2 separate regions of the Homo sapiens genome follow, and region 2 is linked to region 1. The links are chromatin contacts, found by Hi-C or POLR2A ChIA-PET in ENCODE. All regions are on one chromosome and are shown on one strand. The core of a region is the stretch at or near the end of the contact, and the rest is flanking DNA. Distances in the headings are between cores, read along the strand shown.

What was found. Hi-C counts contacts between places; a loop is a spot of excess contacts on that map. ChIA-PET counts read pairs that join two places held with the same protein, here RNA polymerase II (POLR2A). Pooled maps may share reads with other maps.
Region 2: a map of mammary epithelial cell shows a loop between it and region 1 (9-fold over the local background). The contact joins two enhancer-like sites. A Hi-C loop is called at or near these places in 9 of 168 maps with a recorded cell type or tissue (Caco-2, IMR-90, K562 and 6 more) and 10 of 50 pooled maps. POLR2A ChIA-PET finds 5 or more read pairs at or near these places in 5 of 52 experiments (AG04450, B cell, Panc1 and 2 more).

What each region holds. Positions count from the first base shown.
Region 1 is chr1:21,531,227-21,537,585 of GRCh38, reverse strand. The region is part of intron 1 of ALPL (alkaline phosphatase, biomineralization associated); the gene reads right to left. Among named protein-coding and RNA genes, the nearest start is that of ALPL, 25 kb to the right of the region's middle. RefSeq lists enhancers at 1-130, 2,566-3,295. Within about 2 kb of position 2,590, at least 2 of the 41 ENCODE cell types and tissues checked have a DNase peak (open chromatin) inside an H3K27ac peak, as active enhancers do.
Region 2 is chr1:21,656,028-21,662,386 of GRCh38, reverse strand. The region is part of intron 1 of RAP1GAP (RAP1 GTPase activating protein); the gene reads left to right. Among named protein-coding and RNA genes, the nearest start is that of RAP1GAP, 10 kb to the left of the region's middle. RefSeq lists silencers at 2,752-2,801, 2,872-3,031. Within about 2 kb of position 3,151, at least 2 of the 41 ENCODE cell types and tissues checked have a DNase peak (open chromatin) inside an H3K27ac peak, as active enhancers do.

The DNA of each region.
Region 1 (6,359 bases), core at 1,341-3,840:
TAGGGGGATGGCGGTGGGGGGGGTGGTTCTGGCAATGAGAGCTGCAGGAAGCCATGCCTGGCTGCTGCCCTGTGGCTGGTCCTCATGTCATGCTGCTCTCTCAGCTCCCTGTGTACTTTCCCGTGATCGCAGCTTCCTGGGGGCCTCTTGTATCTAGACAGAGTGCCCGCTCCACAAAGTGAGGGGCTTCAGTCACGTTGGCCTCTCCCTCCTGGGTCAGCTCCTCTGGGCTTATAATTTTGCACAGAGAGGCTGAGATCAGTGGGGGCAGCCCAGGGTTACAAGTCAGAGTCCTCGCTGAATATTCAAGGGCTGTTTCCTTGGCTGTAGAGCAGGGATAATAAACTCCATTCTGCCTCCAGTATCAGCGTCTTAGAAGGGAAGGAACCTGGCCGGGCACGGTGGCTCACGCCTTTAATCCCAGCATTTTGGGAGGCCGAGGCGGGCAGATCACAAGGTCAGGAGATCAAGACCATCCTGGCTAACACAGTGAAACCCTGTCTCTACTAAAAATACAAAAAATTAGCCAGGCGTGGTGGCGGGCGCCAATAATCCCAGCTACTCAGGAGGCTAAGGCAGGAGAATCGCTTGAACCTGGGAGGTGGAGGTTGTAGTGAGCCAAGATCGCGCCACTGCACTCCAGCCTGGGTGACAGAGCAAGACTCCGTCTCAAAAAAAAAAAAAAAAAAAAAAAGGGAAGGAACCTTGCAAATCAAAAGGTACAATGCAGAAGTTTCTACGGCTCTCCACTGCACTCCCTCTGGTGAGTGGAGTGGACATCTACTGTCATTTTTGGCCACCCAGAGTCTGTTTCCCCTTCCTAACAATACCACCAAGTTTCCTTGGGAAGTGACCCTCCCCCTTTCAGCCTGGTTTGGGTGGGACTGATCCCGCCTCCAGCTCCAGGTGGACCCTGACTGGCTCCAGCTGGAAGACTCTGTCTGCTTGCTGGGTTATGAGGGTGTGAAGTGGTGGGGAAGGGCACTTTGTATAGCCTGAAGAGGAAGCAACCTCTCAGAGATGGACTAGAGAAAGGTAGAGACCTTGAGTCTTTGATAGCATCACTTGGGCTCCTAGATGCAGCCATGCCTGAAGCCTTCCTCTGAACATCCTGGCTACATGAGCCAATTAATTTCCCCATTGTGCGTCTTGGCTTTTCTGTTACTTGGAACACAGAGTCTGACCTCAGAACTGCAGCTCAGCCAGTTTTTCTCAGCGCTTTAGATTGTGAGCAACCAAATCAGGTCATTCATATTCTGCCAGCTGTTTCTGCCAGAGGAAAAATCTTGCAAACAAGCTAAAGCTGACAAGTTTCAAGTATGTGGTAATGTAAGAGTCCAACTTCCTACAAGTCACTTTCTACTTGGAATCTATAAACTTCTAGAATTACAGAAAGTTTTGGGGCTGGACTTGTCTAATAGCCCTGCAGGACTCAGATCCTCACTTTCTGACAGGTTGTTGTCCATTGAAGTTTACAACCCTTTGACCACCAGGTTCCATGCATCTATTGTGTGCCAGCCCTGTGACAGGACTTGCAGGTACAAGCTCTGCCTTCCAGGCCCTTCAGTTTGGTAATGACTGGTTATAATTCACCTTTCTAGTAGGTTTTACACAAAAGGCCTCGGAGGGAGAATACCACTACACCCATTTCAGAGGAGAAAGTAGAGACTCAGCAAGGTGAAGTGACTTGCCCTAGGTCCCTCTGCTAAACAGGGGCAGGGCCAAGCCATGTCTCCAGATCTGCCTGGGCCCAGTGCTACTGCTTTTTCTCCTAGTCATTGGAGTGGAGTGGGCTGAGGCTATCATTTCTTTGAGAGTTTGTTCCACTCAGGAGCAGTCAGAGTGGTTTAAAAAGCTAAAGAAAACGAGAAAGCTAAGTGTCATGAGCTTCCTGTCTGCCTGAAGGTCTTGACTTCTTCAGAAGCCCCAGTATTTGGCCCATCCAGCTTCACTCTCCTTTCTTTTTTTTTTGAGACAGGGTCTTGCTCTGTCATTCAGGCTGAAGTGCAGTGACACGATCATAGCTCACTGCAGCCTCAACCTCCCGAGCTCAAACGATCCTCTTGCCTCAGCAAGAGACCAAGTAGCTGGGACCACCGGCGCACAGCACCACGTTCGGCTGGTGATTTTATTTTTAGTAGAGACAAGGTCTCGCTATGTTGCCCAGACTCTCAACCTCCTAAGCTCCAGCAATCCTCCTGCCTCAGCCTCCCAAAGTGCTGGGACTCCCGGGTGAGGCCCCACACCCAGCCAAACTTTCCTCTCCTATATGGCTCGCTGCTTGCAGGCTGTGGCCAGAGAGGAAACCAGCACTGCCCTGAAATCCAGACCCCAAATGCTTTCATGGGAGACCTCGTCACCCCAAGTGAGCTGTCCCAGCCTTTCTCAGGCGTCTGCCCTATGTCTCTAAGATCCAGCTGATCTTGACTAAACACCTTCTATGCCTAGGGCTTTCCCTATATGTTATTCAACCAACATTCGCTGGAACACTGTTTATTGAGCAGCCACAATATGCCAGGGGCTGTTCTAGGTGCTGAACATAACAGCCCAAATCCCTGTCAGTGTGGCAGGCAGACAACAAGGAAGTAAGTAAAAGCAATAGAACGCCAGGTGGCGGTAAGTACAGCGGGGAAAAAGAAGGCAGGGAGGAGGACAGGGAGGTTTGCAGTTTTAAATAGAAAGATCAGAGAAGGTCTCACCAAGAAATCATTTCACTGTGGCCTTGCAATGATCCCACACAGGCCAGAACGTGATTCCCAAATCACAGATAAGGAGGGATAGGGTTTCAGGATAACTCTCAAGTCCATGCATGTCAATACAACCAGCGCAACTGGATTCTTGCCCAGGGCCTCCTGTCTCCCTCGTGCCCTCTCCCCTAACTCTACCAAGGGGTACTAGCAGCCCTTTTGCAGAGGAAGAAACTGAAACCACAAACCCAGACCCTCAAGAGTACACCAGGGTGAGGGACAGCGGTGGGGGGCTAGAGTTCAGCCCCAGAGCTGCCCTCTGGGCCTATCTCTTGGCAAAGCCCACATCCACTACCCTAGGCTTCAGTCTGAAGCTTCAGCTCTGGGTTTGTTGAAACTCAATCCTCCTCTTCGCTGACTCCGTGTCCTCCCAGAATCCTCCTCCCTTTCCCAGAGCCCCTGTGGCTCTCTATCTCAGGTCTTATGAGCCCCAAATTGTCCAACCCACCTTTGTTCTGCCTCCTCAATTAACTTCTGGCTTATCACTAAGCCCACATTTGCATGAAACTACAAAAGGCATCTTGCATATGGCCAAGGGCGGACAGTCAGAATATACATGTAGGATCCAGGTGTGGTGGCTGACACGTGTAATCCCAGCACTTTGGGAGGCCAAGGCAGGAGGACTGCTTGAGCCCAGGATTTCAAGACCAGCCTGGGGAACATGGCGAAATCCTGTCTCTACAAAAATTAGCCAGGCATGGTGGCACACACCTGTAGGCCCAGCCACTCAGGAGGCTGAGACTGGAGGATCGCTTCAGCCCAGGAGGTCTAGGCTGCAGTGATCCGAGATTGCGCCACTGCACTCCAGCCTGGGAGACTTCTCACTGTGCTTTCCCATCTGCCTGTATTTGGTAATCTCCCAAGTCCCAGTCTAATCTTCTTCTTCTTCTTCTTCTTCTTCTTTTTTTTTTTTTGAGACAAGAGTTTTACTCTTGTCACCCAGGCCAGAGTGAAATGGCACGATCTCGGCTCACTGCAAACTCCACCTCCGAGGTTCAGGCGATTCTCCTGCCTCAGCCTCCCGAGTAGCCAGGATTACAGGCGCCCACGACCACACCTGGCTAATTTTTGTATTATTAGTAGAGATGGGCGGTTTCACCATGTTGGCCAGGCTGATCTCGAACTCCTGACCTCAGGTAATCCACCCACCTCAGCCTCCCAAAGTGCTGGGATTACAGGCGTGAGCCACCGTGCCCAGACCCAGTCTAATCTTCTGAATAGTGTGGCATGGTGGAAAGACCTTGGTCTTGTGGGAAGTGGACCTGGGGTTAAGTCCTGGCTGTGTAGCTTTGAAAGCAACTTTGGGGTTTCAGGTTCCTTATCCATAAAACAAGGTTGGTCATCCTCACCTTGCAGGGTTGTTTTACAGATAAAATGCAGTGGAGAGCATCCGTTAAAAGTTAAAATTCAACAGAGAGTGTATTTGGAAAGCAGAGCCCGGCAGATAATCATCAAGAATCTACCAAACTGAAAGGAGATGTCTGTATAGTGGTGAAACAACTGTCACCAGCAGAATGACAGCTGCATTCACTGTGCTCCTACACTTTGAGGTAGGTACTCTTAGTATCATTCACATTTTATGAAGAGGAAAAAAGCACAGAAAGGTTAAGTAACTTGCCTGAGGTCACACAGCAGACCTGCAGCAGAGCTGGGATTCTGAGCCCAAATTGTCCAACTCCAAACTACAAGCTCTTAACCCATATATTAGGGTAAGTAAACGGTGGCTTTCCATGTTGAAAGAACTGCTCCATGATACATAGCGTTAAGTGCTGACCCAGGAAGGGCTGGTGGGCAGCCCCACTCCAAAGCTTGTGCTCCCCACCATGGTATCACAACAAACTGAAAGGGACTCTAGGAATACTCTAACCCAACACCTTCATCTTTTTCTCCAAGAGAAGCCTGAGGTCCAGAGAGGTAGCATGACCTGCCCAAAGTCACACAGCCAATTAGTTGAAGAATCAGGACAGGCACCCTGGTGTCCTGACTCCAGAACCCTATGCCATCACTGAGTGTCACCTTGACCATGAGGCATGGTCAGGGAAGGAGTCTTGAGGATGTGCTGAAGTGTTTCAGCAGAAGTGGAGGGAAGGAAGTCTAAGCTGCTGGAACAGCCCATGCCAAGGTCCAGAAGCCGTGAACGTCTTTCCTGGAGAACAGGGAGCTGTAAGGTGCACGCAGAGGTTTGGGTGGGGCAGAGAATGAGGCTGCTTTCTCATATTGAATATTTGCTTTCAGCTCTTTTATTTTTTACACTCTCTCATTCTACTTTATGCTGCAAATGTTTTTCCTTATTTCTCTTGTTTCCTTATTTCTCATGTTTCTGATGTTTATTTAAAATATTGGTCTTGGGCTGGGCGCAGTAGCTCACGCCTGTAATCCCAGCACTTCAGGAGGCTGAGGCGGGCGGATCACATGAGGTCAGGAGTTCGAGATCAGCCTGGCCAACATGGTGAAACCCCATCTCTACAAAAATACAAAAATTAGCAGGGCATGATGGCAGGTGCCTGTAATCCCAGCTACTCGGGAGGCTCAGGTGGGAGAATCGCTTGAACCTGGGAGGCAGAGGTTGCAGCAAGCTGAGATCACACCATTGCACTCCAGCCTGGGTGACAAAGCAAGACTCCATTTCAAAAAATAAAAAATTAAAAAAAAAATCTTGGTCTTTTTATTCTAATACCACTGACTCTGGGTTGTCTCTAATCAGTTTATGGTTTTACTTTTGAATTCATTGTGCTCTGGCTGGTGGTGGGACAGGGGATTGGGGAATCCACACGCTCCTTGCCCCAACAGAGAGAGAAGACATATGGCTCCTGGGTCCTCCTTCTCAACATCAATCCCAAGTAACAACAGAACAAAATACCACTAAGCCTAGGCAACAATGGGGAAACAGAATCTCCTGGGAGATGGAAGAGAGTTTAAACTAGTGTGTGTAGGGTGGCGGGGAGGGGTTGCTGCAGCCAGGAGAAAAGGCAGGGCATGGTCTTTAGGGTGGAGAGAATATTACAGAAAAGAAAACAGGGTTTGAGTTCTCCTCTTGCCTCTCTGTTCCAAGCCCAGGCCCCCATACACACACCCACTGTCCTGGAACAACTAAGGTCAGAGCTGGGTGTGGGGTTGGAGTTCAGCCCCACAGCCACCCTCTGGACCTGCCTCCTGGCAAAGCCCACATCTGCTACCCTAGACCTCAGTCTCCAACTTCAGCTCTGGGCTTGTTGAAACTCCATCCTCCTCTCTGCTGACTCCGTGTCCTCCCAGAATCCTCCTCCCTTTCCCAGAGCCCCTTTGGCTCTCTATCCCAGGACATGTGAGCCCCAAATTGTCCAACCCACCTTTGTTCTGCCCCTCAATTAACTTATGGCTTATCACTAAGCCCACATTTTCATGAAACCCACAAAAAGTATCTTGCATAAAGCAGCCCAGGAGGATGGCACAAGTGTCTACTGAGATAAAGTCAAAGCATGGGCTGGGCCATAATTCCAGCACTTTGGGAGCCAAGGCAGGAGGCTCGCTTGAGCCCAGGACCTTGAGACAGCCTGGGCAACAAAGTGAGACCCTGTCTCTTACAAAAAAATCAAAAAATTGGCCGGGCGCCGTGGCTCACACCTGTAATCC
Region 2 (6,359 bases), core at 1,902-4,401, 120 kb before region 1:
GAAGGAGCCCACAGAGATCAGCTGGTCCAACCCCCTCGTTTTACAGATAGTAATTATCATGATTATGCCTGATGGGAGCAATTCACAAAGGACTTTCACATCTGGGTTGCTGCTGAGTGTGCCGGAGCCCTTGGGGCCAGCAAGATTCATCCACATTTTGTGGGTGAGGAAACTGAGGTTCATAGAGGCAAGGAGATGGACCTAGGGGCACACAGTTGACCTTGGTACAGGTCTCTTCCTTCTGAGACCCAGCACCTGTGTGACGTGGCTCTGGGGCTGCACCCTGCATTGGAGTGGGGCTGGTCCTGAGAGGTCTGTATGGGGCCAGGGCAAGTATCAGATGAGGTTCTGAGATTCCCAGTGATGCCTGCCTCCTCCCTGTCACGGGAACACCACGCCCTTCAGTGGCGTGGTCTGGAAGAGACAGACTGGTGGGCAGAGCTGTTTCCAAGAGACTTCTCTGCCCACCATGCACATGGGGGCTATGCTGCCCCAGAAAATCAGATTGAGAAGGGCCCTTGGAGGGGCCTCATTATTCAGAGAAGAAAACTGGGGAGCTGCCCACAGTCACATTGTGAGCCATTGGTGGCACTAGGCTTAGAACACAGATTTCCTGGCTCAGCTCACAGCTGTCCTTGCACGTGTCCAGTAATAGTACTAAAGACAGTCTCCATTTATTGTGTGCCTACTATGTGCCAGGGGTGAGCAGTTTACACTGAATCCTAAGAACAATCCTATGCGGTAAGTACTTTTATTATCATTGCCATCCTCTTTTACAGATGAAGAAGCTGAGGCTTTGAGAGGTTATGAAAATGGACCAAAGTCACAAGCCAGGAAGTGGCAGAGCAGGAATTTAAGCACAGGTCCATGTGATTCCAAACCCATACTGATGCCAGGCCTTATGTATATTATGATAGGACTAAAGTTGACTTTCTGTTTCTTTATGTTCATAGTCAACGTAGGCCATCATTCATTCATTGAACATTTATGGAGTGCTCACTAAAACAAGGAGACTATAGAGCTGATCAGGGTTGAGGGTCAGAGATTAGGTCATGAGGCAGGGAGTCTCAGACACTGCTAAGCTCTCTGCCTCCACCAAGAATGGCTGCGTCTCCCTCCTTTTTTTTTTTTTTTGGAGACAGAGTCTTGCTCTGTTGCCCAGACTGGAGTGCAGTGGTGCGATCTCAGCTCAGTGCAACCTCGGCCTCCTGGATTCAAGCGATTCTTGTGCCTCAGCCTGCTGAGTAGCCAGGACTACAGGCATGCACCACTACGCCCAGCTAATTTTTGTATTTTTACTAGAGATGGGGTTTTGCCATATTGGCCAGGCTGTTCTCGAACTCCTGACCTCAGGCGATCCACCTGCCTCAGTCTCTCAAAGTGCTGGGATTATTACAAGCATGAGCCACCGCGCCCCAGCCATCTCCCTCCTCCTCCTGTCCCCAGCTCAGCCCAACTACATTTGCAGCCTCTTCCTCTGCTTCTCCTGCCCACCTGATTTACCCCTGGGGTAAATGAAGGCATGACTCAGCTAGGGCTCCTGGGCTTTGTGTATCCCAAAGAAGACCCTACTGGCAACAGTGTTAACAGCCACCACCGTGCAAGCCGTTCGTGAGCACAAGGCACCATGCTAAGGTGTCTGTGTGCATCACCTTGTTTAACACGCCATCACTCTGTGAGCTAAGAGCTAGTATCATCTCCATTTTCCAGATTGGAAACTAAGGCTGACGGTCACAGCTCAAGACTGAGTCGGGGCTGGGTGCAGTGGCTCTTGCCTGTAATCCTGGCACTTTGGGAGGCTGAGGCGGGAGGACCACTTGAGGTTGGGAGTTGAAGACCAGCCTGGCCAAAATGGTGAAACCCCATCTCTACTAAAAATACAAAAATCAGCCGGGCATGGTGGCGGGTGCCTGTAGTCCCGGCTACTCAGGAGGCTGAAGCGAGAGAATCGCTTGAACCCTGGAGGCAGAGGTTGCAGTGAGCCAAGATCGTGCCATTGCACTCCAGCCTGGGTGACAGAGCGAGACTGTCTCAATAAATATATATAGCTGAGTTGGAACCCACTCTGTCCAGCCCTCTTGAGCCTGTGCCCTTCCTCACTGGCTCACACTGCCCTGCTCTGTATCCAGGCTGTGTAGTTATGCATTTAGAGCCCTGGTTCCTGGAAGGCAGGGCTTCAGCCAAGCAACGGGTTATTAAGCACCTACTGTGTGTCTTGGGGAGGTGCTTTGTGAGGCTAAAGCTTGTGAGGATGGGGAGATTGGGTTCCTCTGTGAGAGATCTTGAGGCTCCATGCCCGCATCCTATCCCAGAAGGCATTCAAGCCCGAGGATACCAGGACAGAGCAGCCAGGGCAGGGCAGTGTGTACTGTTGGAAGGACTTTTTCCCTGGCAGGAGCGTCCCTCACAGTGACTCAGAGCAGTGTGAAGACCTCAGAGAGGTTTTGTAGCCATATCTGCATCCACTGATCCTTAGGCAAGCCACTCAGCCTCTGGGACCTTGGCTTCCTGATCTGTGAAATGGGGAAGATGATTGTACCTAATTTACAGGGTGGGTTTAAGGACTGGATGAAAGCACTTGGCACAGGGCCTCGGGAACTAGAAGGGGCTGTGCCACTGAGCTGCAGCGCACGGGTGATAGGGACTGAGGTCCCGAAGAGCTCGGAAGAGCTGGATCTGCTCTGTTTGCACACCTCAATTTCCCCCGTCAGCCATGGCAGACATGTAACTCTTGCAGGATCAGCCTCACGGGGCTGTTGTCAGGATCACAGAGATCCCGGAACGCGTAGGTGCGGCCCCGTGATCTGCGCACCGAGAGAACGGGTCCCGCGGGAGGGGGCGGCGAGAGCACAGTGGGCGGGCGCAGGTGCGCCCTTGTGAGCTGGGAGACGTGCGGCGGCGCCTGGCGCCGGGGAGAGGGCGAGGACGGGCGCTGGGGCCGCCTCCATGTAAGGGAGGGGTGAGGAAGTGCGGGGGGTGGCGAGCGCGCGGCCGGTGACTGGGGGCGCTGTCCCGGCGGCTCCGGGTCCCCACCCTTCTCTGAGATGCTCCCGGGGCGCTGTCCCTGGTCCTGGAGCCCGGGCGGCCGTCGCCTGCAGTTCTTATGACGGCCAATTGGTGGCGCCCGAGACCGCGGCGGACTCCCGGACCCATTAGAGAACACGTTTTAAAAAGCGTTCTTCGGCCGGGCACTGTGGTTCACGCCTGTTATCCCAACACTTTGGGAGGCTAAGGCGGGCGCATCACCTGAGGTCGGGAGTTCGAGGCCAGCCTGACCAACATGGAAAAACCCCGACTCTACTAAAAATACAAAAATTAGCTGGGCCTGATGGTGCATGCCTGTAATCCCAGCTACTGAGGTGGAGGTTGCGGTGAGCCGAGATCGCGCCATTGCACTCCAGCCTGGGCGACAAGGGCAAAACTCCGTCTCAAAAAAAAAAAAAAAGCGTTCTTCATTTTCCTGTCATGATATTCCTAGGAAATAAGCCTGCCTACACACCTGACTTCAAAAACCAACTATATACTGGCATAAGAGATGAAAAAGGCCCTCCACCTCCCTACATGAATGCTGTGGCATGACCACACCACAAGAGCCAAAGAAGTAACCAGCCTTGGGCACCTATTTATTAAAAATATACCCTTAGATTTAAAAAAATTAAAATTATCGTAATAGAGATGGAGTCTTGCTTTGTTACCAGGCCGGTCTCGAACTTCTGGGCTTAAGCAGTCCTCTCACCTCAGCCTCTCAAGGTGCTGGGATTACAGGTGTGAACCACCTTGCCCAGCCTACCCTTAGATTTTTTGTTTTTGTTTTTGTTTTTTGAGACAGAGTCTCAAAAACTCCAGGCTAGAGTGTAGTGCTGTGATCTTAGCTCACTGCAACCTCCGCCTCCTGGGTTCATGCAATTCTCCTGTCTCAGCCTCCTGAGTAGCTGAGACTACAGGCGCATGCCACCACACCTGGCTAATTTTTGTATTTTTAGTAGAGACAAGGTTTCACCATATTGGTCAGGCTGGTCTCGAACTCCTGGCCTCAGGTGATCTACCCGCCTCAGCCTCCCAAAGTGCTGGGATTACAGATGTGAGCCACTGAGCCCGGCCTACCCTTAGATTTAAGAGCAGAAAGTCATGTCGCTGTACCTGACCTCTAGTTCAGAATGACTTCAGTAGCTGCACCTTTGAAAAATGTATTATGGATTAAAGCCACACCAAAAAATATTCATTTGTAAACCAGAGTTAGGTTCTAGGATGGGTTACCCGGGCTTTTTACCCACTTGAATATCTAGGAGGATATCTGATGAACAACAAATCTCCTGAAGTGGGACTCTCACCAGCGTAGCTTTCCTGTCCCCCACCCACTGAATGACAGTGGCGACCCCGTCATTTCTGAGGACTGAAACCACCCTGGCGCCCTCTGGGGGGCAGAGCCACCCTTGTTGAGAGCCACTGCCTCAATGAGGGCCTTGTCGGGGTGGAGAGGGGCTCTCAGAGTCCCAGACTGGTTGGCCTCCTGGGAGGGTGGTATCATAAGGAACTGTTGGGAAACTCTCTCCCCCCATTATAGATGAACCAGCAGAGGCCAGAAGTGGGAAGGCACTTGTGATGAGAAATGGTGGGTTGCCAGCAGAGCTGGGGCCACAGGCAGGTCTCCCCAGGTCAGGACTCCGCCAGCCCAGCTTCCTGAGGGGAGCTCTGGGCCTCAAGCAGTCTCCCAGCTTTGTCCAACTGCCCCGAAAATGGGCTGGGAGGGCCACGCCCATAGCAGTGGAGGTAGGAGATGGGGGCTGGCCGGCTAGACACCAGCCTGTAATACATGAGAGGTGTCTTGGCCTCCACTCTGCAATCCTGGAGATGCAGCAATTGCACTCTTCTCTGACCCCCAAAGAGCCATTCTGTCTCCTACCTTTATTTCTTCCCAGTAGTTAGCTGGATGCTCCATGCGTGTTTGTGAGGTGTGTACACATCTGTCTGTGTATATTGTATGAACATAAATAATGTGATTTGAGTAAGGATGTGTGGGCCTGAGATTCCTGTGCCTGTATGTGCTGTCATCAGTGTGTATTTACATGCATGTACTAACGCAGCCGGAGTCAGTAGGTGCATGTGCACTGATGGGGGACCTAAGGGTGGGAGCTGGAGTTGACCTTTGCATGTGCACGTACTTGTGGGTTTGCAGCATGGGGGCTGATGTTCATGTGAGCCTGTCTGCATGCATTTGATCTTGATGTGATCTCTACAGGCATGAGTTAGATGACTCTTTGCATGTGCGTGGCACGGTACTAGGCCAAGTGCATGTGTGACCTGGGAAAGTTTGTGTGCAGTTGTGCACACAGGTCTACCAGAGACCTTGTCTGTCTTGTTCAGACTCTATCGCCAGTGTCTGAATAGTGTCAGCCACACAGTGGGTGCTCAATACAGTGTCAGCCACACAGTGGGTGCTCAATACTGAATGAATGGGGGAAGGAATGAAAGACCGTACACCTGGGTGCTGCCTCCAGAAGGGCTTTGCTTCCAGGGCCTTTCAAGCCACATGATCTGCATGGAGATGAGAAACACATCCTCAGGGGTAGGGCCTGAGTGGGGGCAGGTATTCTGGCCAGGCCAGATTTTCCTGGTCCCTGATGGGGTCCCTTTAAGTAGGCAGGGGTTTCAGAAACCCATTGAATAGAGCAGGAGTCTCAGAGCCAGGGCAGAGGCTGGCTCAGTAACCTCACTGGCCAGCTGCCTAGGGAAGGGCTGTGAGCCAAGTCACACCCACTCTTCCCTCCCTTCCCAGGGGCTGGGGAACCCCCAGGAGACTCTTTTTCCAGAAGCTTCCTGGGATTGGGTTGGTGTGGCTTGGCTAGAAAGGCCACAGGCAAAGTAAGGATAATGATACTTTCAGAGCTAGCAGAATTCTCTCAAGGCAAATGTATCTTTCCGTTGTTAGGTCTTTTTTTTTTTTTTTTTTTTTTTTTTTTTTTTTTTTTAGATGGAGTCTTGCTATGTCACCCAGGCTGCAGTGCAGTGGTGTGATCTTTGGTCACTGCAACTTCTGCCTCCTGGGTTCAAGCGATTCTCCTGCCTCAGCCTCCTGAGTAGCTGGGTGCCACCACGCCCAGCTAATTTTTGTATTTTTAATAGAGACGGGGTTTCACCATGTTGATCAGGCTGATCTCGAACTCCTGACCTCATGATTCACCTGCCTCAGCCTCCCAAAATGCTGGGATCACAGGCGTGAGCCACCGCGCCCAGCCCACTGTTAGGTCTTTAACCCAGCAAAGTGAGAATAGGGGTTTAACATATGAGCAAACTGAGGCCCAGCGAGGAAAACTGATTAATGCAAAGCCACACAAGAGGCTGCCTGGGCCAGGGCAGGA